Regions from separate parts of the Homo sapiens genome. Here region 2 is linked to region 1. A link is a contact called in ENCODE Hi-C data. All regions are on one chromosome and are shown on one strand. Each heading gives the region's core, a stretch centred on a gene start or an enhancer-like site at or near the end of the contact. The rest is flanking DNA. Distances are from core to core; before and after follow the strand shown. Region 1 holds the start of TIMM9 (translocase of inner mitochondrial membrane 9). Region 2 holds the start of KTN1-AS1 (KTN1 antisense RNA 1).

Evidence for each region. Hi-C counts contacts between places; a loop is a spot of excess contacts on that map. Pooled maps may share reads with other maps.
Region 2: a map of CD8-positive, alpha-beta T cell shows a loop between it and region 1 (17-fold over the local background). The contact joins the promoter of KTN1-AS1 here to the promoter of TIMM9 in region 1. A Hi-C loop is called at or near these places in 2 of 168 maps with a recorded cell type or tissue (CD8-positive, alpha-beta T cell and naive thymus-derived CD4-positive, alpha-beta T cell) and 10 of 50 pooled maps.

What each region holds. Positions count from the first base shown.
Region 1 is chr14:58,424,581-58,431,464 of GRCh38, forward strand. TIMM9 (translocase of inner mitochondrial membrane 9) reads right to left here and starts at 2,951. Exons shown (of 6, transcript NM_012460.4): 1 at 2,812-2,951; 2 at 2,474-2,662. It overlaps KIAA0586, which reads left to right and starts at 3,139. Exons shown (of 31, transcript NM_001329943.3): 1 at 3,139-3,883; 2 at 4,783-4,853; 3 at 6,068-6,137. The coding sequence starts at 3,685. RefSeq lists enhancers at 1,143-2,086, 3,101-3,150, 3,221-3,410.
Region 2 is chr14:55,578,831-55,586,324 of GRCh38, forward strand. KTN1-AS1 (KTN1 antisense RNA 1) reads right to left here and starts at 1,262. Exons shown (of 3, transcript NR_027123.1): 1 at 1,106-1,262. KTN1 (kinectin 1) reads left to right here and starts at 1,377. Exons shown (of 44, transcript NM_001079521.2): 1 at 1,377-1,524. RefSeq lists enhancers at 602-721, 732-821 and silencers at 1,262-1,521, 1,582-2,221, 2,401-2,695.

The sequences.
Region 1 (6,884 bases), core at 1,701-4,200:
AAGCTAAGTGACTGACCAGGTGCAGTGGCTCAATCCCAGCATTTTGGGAGGCTGAGGTGGGTGGATAGCTTGAGCCCAAAAGTTCTACATCAGCCTGGGCAACATGGCAAAACCCCATCTCTACAAAAAATACAAAAATGAGCCGGCATGGTGGTGTGCACCTGTAGTCCCAGCTACTCAGGAGGCTGAGGCAGGAGGATCACTTGAGCCCAGGAGCTTGAGGCTGCAGTGAGCCATGATCACGCCACTGCTCTCTTGCCTGGGTGACAGAAAGAGACCCTGTCTCAAAGAAAAAACGTATAAGCTAAGTCATAAAACCTAGCATCACAAACATGGGTGCCAACATTAGGTATTTCTTGGTGGGATGCAGTAAGACAGCATCACCTATGTGGTATTCTGGCCAAAGTTTGATATGGCTCTAATCATGAGGGAATAATTAGGAAAATCTACAACATGGAACAATTTGTAAGACAACCTGGCTGGTCTTTTCAAAAGTGTCAGTCATAAAGAAAAGGGGTTGAGAGGGCTGATTTAGAGTGAGAAAATAAGGCCAGGCATGATGGTTCACGCCTGTAATCCCAGCACTTTGGGAGGCTGAGGTGGGCAGATCACGTGCGGTCAGGAGTTCCAGACCAGCCTGGCCAACATGGTGAAACCCCATCTTTACTAAAAACACAAAAATTATCTGGGCAGAGTGGCGGGTGCCTATAATCCCAGCTATTTGGGAGGCTGAGGCAGAAGAATCACTTGAACCCAGGAGGCAGAGGTTGCAGTGAGCTGAGAAAATAAGCCTGGGCAATAAGGCGAGACCTAGTTTCTACAAAAAAGTAAAAAATTAGCCAGCGTGGTGGCAAGTGCTTGTAGTCCTAGCTACTCAGGAGGCTGAGACAGGAGGATTGCCTGAGCTCAGGAGTTGAAGGCTTCAGGGAGCTATGATCATGACAGAGCAAGGCCCTGTCTCTGGAAAAAAAAAAAAAAAGAGGGAAAGGAACTAAAGAGTAATGACAAAGAGCTGTAAGATCCAAATTAAGTTGTCATTTTAATAATTCAGAGTGCCTACACTCAGATCTTAGGTCACTGTTTCTTTCACATAAGTTTCACCTAGAAGGTAAGAGTTAAACTATCTCCAAGGTCTCTGGCGACTCTGACATTGTAGTTCTTTCAGTACACTCATAATATACAATAAATTGTGAACAAACAAGTACCACCTATGAGCCCAATTACGAAGAGAAAATGTAACTAAAATAAAAAATAATGGCCACGTGCGGTGGCTCACGCTTGTAATACTAGCACTTTGGTAGGCCGAGGCGGGTGAATCAAGTCAGGAGTTCGAGACCAACCTGGCCAACATGGTGAAACCCCGTCTCTAATAAAAATACAAAAAAAATTAGCTGGGCGTGGTGGCGGGCGCCTGTAATCCAGCTACTCAGGAGGCCTGAGGCAGAAGAATCGCTTGAACCTGGGAGGCGGAGGTTGCAGTGAGCCAAGATCGCGCCACTGCACTCCAGCCTGTGCCACAGAGTGAGACTTTGTCTCAAAAAACAACACAAAACTCATTAGAGAAACTCAGCAAGTTACAAAAAAATAATAATTAAAAGGGTCTTTAACGCTGAGCCCTTAAAGTCTTTTTTTTTCTTTTTTTTTTAAGACAGTCTTGATCTGTCACTCAGGCTGGAGCACAATGGCGCGATCTCAGCTCACTGCAACCTCCACCTGCCGGGTTCAAGCAATTCTCTTGCCTCAGCCTCCTGAGTAGCTGGGACTACAGGCGCGCGCCACCATGCCCAGTTAATTTTTTGTATTTTCAGTAGAGGCGGGGTTTCACCTTGCTGGCCAGGCTGGTCTCGAACTCCTGATCTCGTGATCCGCCCGCCTTGGCCTCCCAAAGTGCTGGGATTACAGGCGTGAGCCACCGCGCTCAGACTTTAAAGTCCATTTTAAGTCTAGACTTCTATGAAGGTAGACTGCCGAGATGTAAAAGAAATAAAATTAGTTATTTAGCTTTTAGATCGGATTACATTTTCTGCTTTGATTATTCTAAAGCCTCCAGTAAGGCGTAAAGGGAAAGCTCTAAGTAGCGCATCCTGGGAAATGAGCAGATCAGGGAAGGGGTGTTAGACCTGGTATTATGTCTAAAGACGATTTTCATTTAAAGGAGGATCTTCCCCCGGGCAGCTCAAGGTCACATCGTAAATACCTTATAGTCTAATTCAGTGTCCCAAAACAGGACCCCGACTCCCCAGATCCGGGTTGGGGGTGGCTCAGGGCCTAAAGTTCCTACCCTCGCCCAGGTGACACCATCTCCAGGAAGGTCTGCACCCGACCCGGCGAAGCGCTGTCCCGCTTCGCACCCCCCACTGCTCCAGGTACGTGCGGCGGCCTCCTCGGGAGACCCCGCCACTTTCCTGGAGCGTAGCCTGCCACCCCCCGTCCGGGAACCCCGGATTCTCACGGCAGAGAACAGACACCATACTTAAGCACAGGCTCTCGCATCCGACATCAGTACAAGGCTGGGGGTTGTTGGGGGACGGTTGAGCCTTGGGAGGGAGGGTCAGGGTCTGGACAGGAGCCGCGGCCGCCAGATGGGAAAGAACACGTGGGAGCAGTAATGTCAAGTGACACTTAAACCCTTAGACGCCGATTCGTTATAACGCGAGGAAATCTAGAAGAAAAAGCAGGTACCATCAGCGAATTCTAAAATCTCCTAAGGATTAACTTCGGTTATTTTCTGCTTAGACAACGCTTTCTATTCCCGACTTCCTCTCCAATAATGACCCGAATCTGTCGAAACTTCTTGGAAGCCTAATTTACCTAATCCCACGTCCCTAACGGTCTTCGGAAGCGAAGCAGTGTCAACAGTCCCTGGTAAACACAAGTAGTATTACAAGTCGGGAGCTCTTCAAGTCTTGGATGAGACTGTAGAGCGGTCTTGTGCGGCAATGTGCTACCTTAAAATAAATAAATAAATAAACCCCTGTTATGTCCGGAGTTTGTTTCCACCCGGAGAGGAATGGAAGAGCACCAGAGAGCGCTTAGCTTTCTGGTTGGATGTTTTGGGTGAGTTTCTTGGCGCGCATGCGTGTTGTGTCTCAAGGGCGGGTTTGAAGGGAAGTGGGTGTTGACCTGCGGGCAACTGACGCTGTTGTCAGATTACACCCACGACGGTGCGGGTCTCGGGCGTTCTGGAGATACGTAGGGGTGAATTTATGTTTCCGACGATTGCATCTGGAGGGGTGTGTAAGACTCTGTGGCTGAAGAAAGCTATTACGCTTCTTATGTGGGTCATTATTTTAAAAATAGCATTTCGCTTTTATTTGCTTGACTGCCTCTTCTCAACAAATTTTAAGCCCGCCACTACATGTGTTTGGTTTTGCCCTACCAGCTCTGGGGTTGGGGAGTGCACTGTTATGGTTATTGTTGCTCCTGTGGCCATTCTCTTGTCATCCCCACTTTCACATTTTGGCGTGGTGTATTAATAGACTGAGTGGGATTAATGGGTAAATATGACTTTATAGTCAGCTCTAATCCTGGATTCAATATCAGAATTTAGATTTTCAGCTTTGTGGATGTTCGACATTTTAAAAACAGTTATTGCAAAGAGGTGAAAATTTTGTTCTGAAGTCTTAAGGAAACAGAGAAAGTTTTTCCGTCCTTAAGTGTGGGACTTGTTTTGTGACCAACAATATGAAAGGCTCTGAGGTCAGCTTGGAGAAGAAAAAAAAGATTAAGATGCCAGTGAAGAGACTTCGTGAGGTAGTTTCTCAAAATCATGGAGATCATTTGGTTTTGCTGAAAGATGAGTTGCCCTGTGTTCCTCCGGCATTGTCTGCAAATAAACGTCTTCCTGTTGGAACGGGGACTAGTTTGAATGGAACATCACGTGGTATGTGATTCCATGTAGTTTTTCAACCAGTTTTAGTTTAGTAAATCTTTAGTCCTTATTTGTTTAAATTCCCAAACGTAAGATATAAGTCTAGTTTGTACAGATGTTTGAAAACTGACCCTGTTTCCCGGGAAAATGGCCAGGAAGCCTATAAAATGTTTGAATAGATGGAATGAATGAAACTTTAACGTCCCCTGTTGTGCTTTTTTTTTTTTTTTTTGCATTGACTTTTGCATATTTTTTTTTTTATATTTATGGTGGATACACTTAACTTGTATAATGTGCTTTATTTTCCCCCACGTAGTGTTTTTTATAGTTTTCCCCCAAAGTAGTGCTTTTTACCTAATTCACTACTTTCTTTTCATAGTGGGAAAAGCAGGACTTCTGCCAATTGATGGCTTCTATATTCCAATTCACTTAATCTGTCTAGAGCTCAGTGAAAATAAGGATAACATATGCTTTACCCACTTCGCTGCTAATTGTGAGGATTAAATTAATGAATATGTGAGCAAAAACAGCAAAACGCTTTTGTAATGCTGTTCTTTGGGGGATACAGCGGTGACACTCAAATAGTACTGCTGTTAAATTAGACCTTTACATCGTATACATATTTCTACCCATAGTTTGTCCACATCCAATAGTGTATGGTTATATTTTAAAATGTTTCGTGCTTAATCTCACTTTATTGTCAGTACCGAACCTTATTTTCCCAAATATCAACTGTAAAAACTTTCATTCAGATATGTTTAAATACATTTTCTTAACTTTTTTTGCATGCAAATTGTCTTTCCAACTTCTGCGTTATATGGAGTTTATAGATCTTGAATCATGCATATACAGTTTCTAAAGCTAAGGATCTGATTTTAAAATCACTAAAATCTATTCCTTTGTTTTGTTAGGTTCATCAGACTTAACTTCTGCTAGAAATTGTTACCAGCCTCTATTAGAAAATCCCATGGTGTCAGAAAGTGTAAGCAAAAGGATTCTTAATTATGCTCACGTTAAAATTTTCAGTATTGTCAAATAATGCATTCTTAAATTATGTTTGATTAGCAGCATGCCTTGTTTTTATTTAAATATCACTTACCAAAACAAATGTTTTATATACTACAATTGTGACTTTGAATGGTGTTTGAGACATTAAACAAAAGGCCTTCCCTAGAATCAAAAATACCTATTAGTAAGATAATGGCCGCTGAAAGAGATAGGATAACTGAAAAGAAACTCTCTTACTATTCAGGGAAAAGGTGTTCTTGCCCAGAGACTTAACATGTTCTTAGGTAAAAGAAAAGGAACAACTAACAGTACAATTTTTCTTTAATGTGAGGTGTGCTTGCATGTCATTCTAACACTTGTGAGAATGGTTTTGGTTTTCTTAGAAGGGAGGTTCTTTAAGAATAACATGAAATTATCATCTTAACTTTATAATGCCGAAAGTATTTGATAAATACAATGTTTTGGTTATGAGATCTAATCAGACTTTGACGGCTAATCATAGTGTTGACCTATGTATTGTCAGTTTAATAAGTCTGTATAATGAGAGTTTCACAATATGCTATTTTGAAAATTGAAGCTGGCAAACTAATAATTCAATTGAGACTATATGACAATTTTGTCAAAAGCTCACAATAAAATGTATAATTATTTGCTGTACTTGATCCCTAAGTAAATGCCTAGACTTTGGAGTGTTTTTTTGTTGTTTTGTCTTTTTTTTTTTTAAGCAGGCCTTATTTAATGATATCTAAACTTCTCAAATGTATGGATACACTGTTATTGTATAATTGAGAATAAATGGGTGATCTTCGTGATGTTGTGCCATCCTTATCTACTCCATTTGACTCACAGTGAGTCAGATTTTCACATTTCACTGAAGCAACTGAGATGTTAAATGACTTGCTCTGCTACAAGTGGCAAACTGGTTTGAGTCTGAATCTCAGTGCTACATTTGCTTGCTGGTTCATTTACTCATTCATTCACTTGTCTGATAGTGTATTACTCACCCATTCAACAAATCTTTGAGTAGCTTTAAGGTACATCAGAATTGCATGATGATGGAAATGAAGAATATGAAATACACAGTCCTGCCCTCCCAGAACACAGTAGTCACATAGCTAGTAAACGGTTCTTGATAAATAATAAATCATGAAGTTTATTTAGCCTATTTCTTCCTTTCATATCCCAAAGGATTTTTCTAAAGACGTTGCAGTGCAAGTGTTGCCTTTGGATAAAATAGAAGAGAACAACAAGCAAAAAGGTAAAAGAATAATATTGATTTTTTTAAATTGTGACAACATATACATAACATAAAGTTTACTACTTTAAAATGTACAGTTCTGTGACAGTAAGTACATTCACATTGTTGTACAATCATCATCACCTTTCATATCCAGAGCTTTGTCATCTCTCCCAACTCTACCCATTAAACACTAACTGCTCATTTTTCATCCCCTCAGCCCTGGGCATCCTACTTTTTGTCTCTATGAATTTGACTACCCTAGGTACGTTATATAAGTAGAATCATATAGTATTTGACCTTTTGTGACTGGCTTATTTCACTTAGCATAATGTTTTAAAGGTTCATCCATGTTGTAGTATGTGTCAGAATTTTCTTCTTAAGGGTAGAATTTATTTTTAAACATTTATTACGTAGTCTTATAGTTTTTATTATTTTCATTTTAAATTAGTTTTTCTTCCCAAATTAAGCTATCACTAGAAGCTATAAAATCCAGAATAAGGTTTGCAATGGTGAAGGTTATCTTGTTATTACCAACCTATTGCAGAGGTTTAGTATTAGATATGTTTATAAATTTTTTTTTTGAGACGGAGTCTCCCTCTGTTGTCCAGGCTGGGGTGCAGTGGCGTAATCTCAGCTCACTGCAACCTCCAGCTCCCGGGTTCAAGCAATTGTCCTGCCTCAGCCTCCTGAGTAGCTGGGATTACAGGTGCACACCACCACACCCAGCTAATTTTTCTATTTTTTTTTTGTAGAGACAGGGTTTCA
Region 2 (7,494 bases), core at 12-2,511, 2.8 Mb before region 1:
ATATCTCAGGCCACTATACACTGCGCAGTTTTCATTTGTATTTTGGAGGTGCTCTAGAAAACTTAGAAATGATTAGAATAAAAAGTATGGATACTTTTAACCAGCCCATGTACAGGAAATTCTGTTGGTGTAGAAACGGTTCTGCTGTTCATTCCTTAACTGCTTCTGTTCCCACTTTGTCAGATGTAGGGCGAGGTGGTGGTGGTGAGTCCTAATTTTTTCTATCTCTATCCACAGTCTGGAATCGTTAGGATTATTTTAAGCCTTCATAACATTTGCGGACAGCTTGGAGTGTTTTGTACATGTAGTGGGGCAGTGCCTGGCCTCCTGTGAGAGATTGATCATCGGTAAACAATCCACACGAAACTCACTTGCCAGTGGACGGGGAGGATCGCTGCCATCCTTTCAGCAAAGAGCAAACGAATAAGGAGAGATCCGGGCCCATCCCTCCTCGCGCAGCAGTTTCTAGATTTTTACCCCGGCTTCATAAATGGCTACCAGCTGGCAGTCACAACACTTTCATAATGTTTGCACACAACTCATTTGGGTCGCTTTCTTTTCTTTCCTTTTTTTTTTTTTTTTTTTGAGAGAAACGGAGAGTCTTACTCTCTCGCCCAGGCTGGAGTGCAGTGGCGAGATCTCGGCTCACTGCAACCTCCGCCTCCTAGATTCCTGCGATTCTCCTGTCTCAGCTTCCCAAGTAGCTGGGGCTACAGGCGTGCGCCACTATGCCCAGCTAATTTTTTGTACTTTTTTTGGCAGAGACGGGTTTTACTATATGTTGGCCAGGCTGGTCTCGAACTCCTGACCTCAGGTGATCCGCCTGCCTTGGCCTCCCAAAGTACTGGGGTTACAGGCGTGAACCACCGCGCCCGACCATTATTTGGGTCGCTTTCTAATTTCTTTCTCCGTTTGTAGCTAGCGTTGCCCGAAGGAGATTTCAGAGAGATCCCCTGGAGAAAGGGACGGGGGATGTCGTTTTCCAGTAATTTCTGGGGGAAATCTGGGATAGTCAGGGGGTAAATCTAGTGCCGTTTGCTGAAGTTAAAAGGCGTGGGGAGCCAGGTGGTGCCCTGGAGGGAGGGCCGCGCGAGACGAGACCAACCTTCGGGACAGGGGAGAGCGGGGCTACTGAACGCAGGGGATTCCGCTGAGCCTCCAGCCCCTGAGCGTCCACCTTCGGCCCAGCTGGGGGACGCGGTCTCGGGAAGAAAGCCCGGAATCCCGAGCCGGCCAGCCGCGAGCAGCGAGTACCGGAGCGCGTGGGCAGGCGCGCGGAGGCAGAGGCGGGCCGGCGGCTGTCCCTTTAAGGGGCCGGTCTCCCGGCGCCGCCGGCCCAGACGCCAGGACGTGCCGGGTCCGCCCCGCCCCGCCCCGAAGCCGCCCGTTTCCTGCCGAGCGGCGCGACGGCACCTGAGCGACTGCGGCGGCGGCGGCGGCGGCGGCGGCGCCTCGGAGCGGGCGGCCCGGGCTGTAGTGCCGGCGCCGCCGCGTCTTCCCGGTCTCCTTTCCCGGCCGCACAGGGTGAGGGAGAGCAGGCCGCACCGGGACGGGCGCCGGCGGCGGGGAGCGCGGGGGGAGGCGGCGCCGGCCGCGGGGTCCTGGGGCAGGCGGGAGGGCCGCGCCGGGCGGGGGGGCGCGGCCGCGGGGCCCGGACGCCGCCCGCTGGGTAGGCCTCGGGCATCCGGTTGCCGCCGCGGGGCTCTTGTTGGGGCCGGGACGCCGCAGGGGGCGGGCTCGGAGGGACCTCCTCGGCCTCGCGGGGCCGCTCTGGGCCCGACCCCGGCTCTGTCGCGGCACCCGGGGCGCGGCCGAGGGACACCCCCCACCCTCCCCAAGGACGACTCTCCCGAAGGCGAGGTCGACCCGAGCGGGCCCTGGGGTGACCGAGGCACCTATTTTTAGCCAAGCCTGAGGGCCCCCGGGAGGGAAGGCGGATTACCGCCTCCTCGGCCGGTGGACGGAGGCAGCGCGTCTCCGGCGGCGTCCCCGGGCCGGAGCTGGGCCACACTTACGCCATGCTGGAGTTCCAGTCCTCGCCGCTGCCTCCGGCGGTCTGGGCGCTCGCCCCCTTCCCCGGCGCCCCTCCCGCTGCCCTTTGCGAGTCCCCAGGTCAGGGCGGGAGGCGGTTGGGCACGGAAAGCAGCATGAGGGGGGACTTTGGAAAAATCCATGGACCACTCTCGACACCGGCGAAGTTATCCCTTCCTGTCCCCGAGGGGTGTGTCCTAGCGATTCGGCCTGACCCCTTCAGTTTCCAAAAGTGAGATTTTTGGCCTTGGGGACCTCGCCGGAAAACTACGCGGGAAGTCTAGAGAAGTCGTCTGGCTCTCAGCCATACGTCTGGTGTGGGATGTGCAGCCCCGCATGCTGGCGGTGAAGGCGCTGGGTGCACTAGATGTGGGCAGCCCCGGACGCGGGCAGCGGCGTCCCAGCCGGCCCCAGTTGCACCTTGACTAGGTTAGGTTGAAAGTAAGCTGTTCAGTGTTGGCCCTTCTTTCCTGTGGGAGGAAGGAGGAATCTAAATTCAGAACTGTGTTGGCAAACGGATTCCTTAGCCGCTATTTAAGTTAGTAGTGCTTAAAGAGCTACGGTTGAAGTTAACTGTTAAGGTGTGTGTGTGTGTGTGAGTGTGTGTGTGTGATGACTTTGTGGAAAGCCTTGAGTAAAGAGCTACGGTTGAAGTTAACTGTTAAGGTGTGTGTGTGTGTGATGACTTTGTGGAAAGCCTTGAGAAATGTAGACACTCATGGCCAGCCCAGCTAAAGATAAGCATCTTCGGTGAACTAAAGGTTCTGAATTGTATAGGAGTTGACTTAAAGTTAGAATTTTTGCTAAATTAGGTTGCATTTGTTTTCCTTAGCTTACCTAGCAGGCTAATGGCAACAGTGTCTCCAGTTTGGTCCGAAGCAATTGCTGGTGAGACTTGGGATAATGATCCCAAGCTGGTGAGACTTGGGATAATGATCCCAAGAATAACACTAAATTACTCTTGAGTATTTTGGGTAGACATGCCTTGCAGTAGACTTTCATATTTGATGTGCTGCCTGATAAAAAAGGCTCTTTTTTTTTTTCCTTTTTCCTTTTTTTTTAGTTTAAGGATCTAACCTGAAATAGCTGGGTCTGTTCATGAGTTTCCCTCCCACCCCAACATTGAGTTTCAAATGTCTCTTCTAATTTTGTAGCCTTCATCAGACATAACAATACCTTATCAAGTGAGCTTAGAGAATAAGGTGTTCTACTTGATTTACTTGAGGCTGATAATGAATTTGAAAATATAACAAGATCTATTGAAAAATTTTCTTAATACTTGAAAATTATAAAGAATATCAAGTATTTAACTCTTAATGATTCAGCGTCAGCATTATGAAGAGACATTTACGATTTTGTTTCCAATTTAGATCTTTCTGTATTCTTTTAATACCAGTAGTCTCTTCTGTTTGATGTTGTGTTTGTCCCTAAAAATGCCTCACTTCAGTCTCCCTTCTAGTTTATAGGCTTTAATCTGCTTTTGGTAGGGAGATCGTTTTAATAATTATATTTTTAATATCAGTCAATATGGCTTTTTAAAAGAGCCTAAGACGTGAAAACCTTTTTGAGACTTCTAAAGAACCCATATTAAGATTGTCACTGTTCTTAAGTTCTTAACTTGAATGTTAAGTTATGGTTAAAAGTTCTTAATCAGCCTGTCATGGTTAAGATGACACGTAGAATACTGAATCATAATTGTTTTTTTAAAAGTTGAATGTGTCTTATACATTTCCTATGTGTAAGTTAATTTCTTAACTTGAATGGAACATGTGTTTTTAATTGTATGCCTATAATTTTTATAGCAAATGAAGTTTTAACCTGAAAGATCTCCAATACTTTGTTAAAATATTAAATTGTTAATGAACTTAAGTGGTTCTAGGAAGGTTTTGGTTCTCTTGGGAATCTGACCTAATATGTAATAAGGAAATGAGAAAAATCGTGCTTTGCAAGATCGTTCATATATTTGAGAATACACCTTATGACCTGCTTGTTCTCTGTACTGTTTTTAGTGACTTTGAAGGTAAATCCAGAGTATACTTAGAGGATACAAGCAAGTAACTATTTCTCTAGAAGTGACATTGGTGATCACTCATGCTCAAAGAGAATTGCATTTCATTGCTTCCTCTTTCAGTTCCTGTGAACATGACTTTGTCCCAATCAAAAAATGTAATTTATTTTCAAATCACTGGGAAAATATTGGTCTAGATGAGAATATAAGCCTTTTTCCCTCCTCTATAAATAGAAAATTAAACATTAAGGGGAAGAACCTTATGTGCTGTGAACTAAGGGGTTTAATTTAACCTTCTGTATCTGAGGTCTAGAGAAAGAGAAATAATGACAGTTTACAACTGTGTGCCGAGCTGTTGTGCTTAAATGTGTTTTTGACAGAGGTGGCAGTGAAAACTAGGCTATTTTTCTTTTTTAAAAAATGGTACAAGCTTTTAATTGGTTTTATGTAAAAGAAAATAGGCAAGATATACTTTTAATTCTAACAATAGTTTTAGTAGATACTCTGATAGGAAATATAATATTCCTCGGAAATGTAGAAGACATACCCTAAAAAAAGTTATGATTTAGTATTTTACGAATCGTCCTAGCTACTACAGGGAGATTAAGAACTCTTCCGTAACTTAAATCTGGTTTCAGCAAAGTGATTTGTACACTAAATGTAATTTGTTTGCACTCTTCTTCCAGGACATTCTGCTTTTTGGGCTTTCTCCTTCCTAATTGCTTTGTTCATTCTATCTTACATCTTCTACTCTTAAACTTGACATGCTCAGTCCTTGTTTCACTTTTCTTTTTATATTCCTCTGACAATCTTATCCAGTGTCATGGTTTTAAATACCTATATGCTGATGGCTCCCATATTTATATCTCCAACCCAGACTTTCCACATGTGCTGTTAGGCCTATCCACTTGGATGTGCAGTAGTCAACTCCAACTAAATTTCCGTATTTTTCCTCAAACATGTTTGATGTTTGATGTTTCCATCAAACATTCAGGTAAAAAAACGTTGGAGTCATCCCTGACTTATTTCTTTCACACTTGGCATTCTGTGCTCTGTCTTATCTTGAAAATATAACCAGAATCCAATCAGTACTTACTGCTTCCACTGCTCACCAGCCTGGTGCAAGCCATTCTTATCTCTTACCTAGATTTCTGCAATTAGCCTCCTAACTGATCTCCCTGCCTCTGCCCTAACTCCCTGCAGTCTTTCCAACACAACAACTGGATCATATTACTTATCTTCTCAGAATGCTACAGTGACTTTCTCTATGCACAGTGAAAGCTGAAGTTCTTATGTCCTTAAGGCCATGCAGAATCTGGACACTTCCACTCTCCTCATTCCCCCTTACCTCTAAGGTTAGCTACTATCATCCCTCTGCTTACTTCTCTCTGGCTCCAATGGTTTTCCTAAGGGCAGCTACATATCAGACACTGCCCTAAACGCTTAGGCTCCATCAATAAACAAAACAGACGAAAAGCTCTGCCCTGATAGAAGTTGTGTAATAGTGTATGTTTGAGGGCAAGGGGAAGAGATAATAAACACAATCAATGAGGAAATTATATACTGTTTACTTCTCCTGGCAAGAAGGTGACAAGTGCCATGGAGGAAACAGAGCTGTTTTTTACACTGGCTGTTACCCTGTAGATACATGCATGGCTTGTTGTCTCCGTCCAGTCTTTGCTTTTTAAATGTCAGTTTCTTAAAAAGATGTGCCTATTTTATTTAAAACTGCACTCCCCTACGTCTGATTCTTGTACCTTGCTCCGTTTTCTTTATAGCATTTGTCACCTTCTGTCATACTATATAATTTCCTGGTTGTGTTTATTGTCTCTTCCACATAACCCTCAAACACAGTATTACATAGCTTCTATGAGGGTAGGCTTTTTGTCTGTTTTATTGATGACTCTTTAAGAGTTCAGAGCAGTGTCTAGCACATAGCAGGTCCTCAATAAGAATTTGTTGAACACAATAATTAAATCCTGGCTGGGTGTGATGACCCACATCTGTAATGCCAGCACTTTGGGAGGCCAAGGTGTGTGGATTGCTTGAGCCCAGCAGTTTGGGACCAGCCTGGGCAACGTGGCAAAACCCCATCTTTAAAAAGAATATAAAAATAGCCAGGCATGGTAGCGTGTGCCTGTGGTCCCGGCTTCTTGGGAGGCTGAGGTGGGAGGATTGCTTGAGCCAGGGAGGTGGAGGTTGCAGTGAGCTGAGATGGTGCGACTGCACTCCAGCCTGGGTGACAGAGTGAGACTGTGTCTCAAAAAAAAAAAAAAAAAAAAAAAAATCTCACATTCCTTCCTTTGATGGATAACTCATTATTGGATACATGTAGTTTTCAGTTTGCTCCTTTCCTCTTTCAGGGATGGTCAGAGAGTGGAAGAAAGTGGCATGGAGCCTTTGGGAGCTGCTTGGTGGAAGGAATGATGTTAGAGTGTGGTGGAGACCCTCTTACATACTCCACATGATTAGGACCATTTGTTAGTTAATTCAAAAAGTTGGTTAAAGCAAGGAATCAAAATATATGTGCACCTTAAATGTTTTCACTTAAAATATTTGATTTTACTTTTATTTGCCTTTTTATTTTTACTGATTTCTTTTCTTAAAATAAAGGTTATCCTGATTTTCCTTTCATAGATTGTACTCTAAAAGCATTATCTATGATTTCTAGTATTGGTTTCTTTAAAGTGGAATGAAAAGATAGGCACTGGGAAACTCTCCAAGTACAAAATCTTTATAGATTTTTCCAGTTATTCATCAAGGCCTTCCAAAGGATTTAATGTCATTTTTATAGAAATAACACCTTTTGACTCTATTTTCATGTTTGATAGATATATAGAAATAAGTGAGTAGGAGAGTAATTGCTAGCCAGAAACAGCTTTCTGAAGACACCAGCCCATGTATTTTTACAAAGGAGGAGAATGTCAGTTAATCCAGTGAGAGATCCTGTAAGACAGCTTCCACTTTGAATAGGTTCCATAGGGGCCGTAGGATCATAGCAGCCTATAATTACTAGAAGAGAATGTTATTTACCCTTATTTCTTTATTTTGACTCTGAGTAACATCTACAATTAGTTTTCAGAACTTATGTGAATTCAAGTAAGTGTACATTGTCTATCAGGAGACATGATGTTACACTGCATTTTCGCTGGAAAATGTGGGACAATTATTATTCTTATGCATGAGTCATTGAGTTGTTAAGGAAACAATCTGGTCTGGTATAATAAGCTGGAAGTCACTAGTTAGGAGACCTACAGGTCTTAGACCTTATTAACTCTAAGGTTTTATGCAAGTTCTTTATTGTCCAGTTCTTTAATTACATAATGTTCTGTGGGGTAGTGGAAACAGCTTGGGCACTAGGGAGCCTGAAGACCTTGGGCTTGAATTTAGTTTTGCTAGTCAGTACCACTTACTGCATGTGTGATCTTAACCTATATTAACCTGCCTAAGGCTCA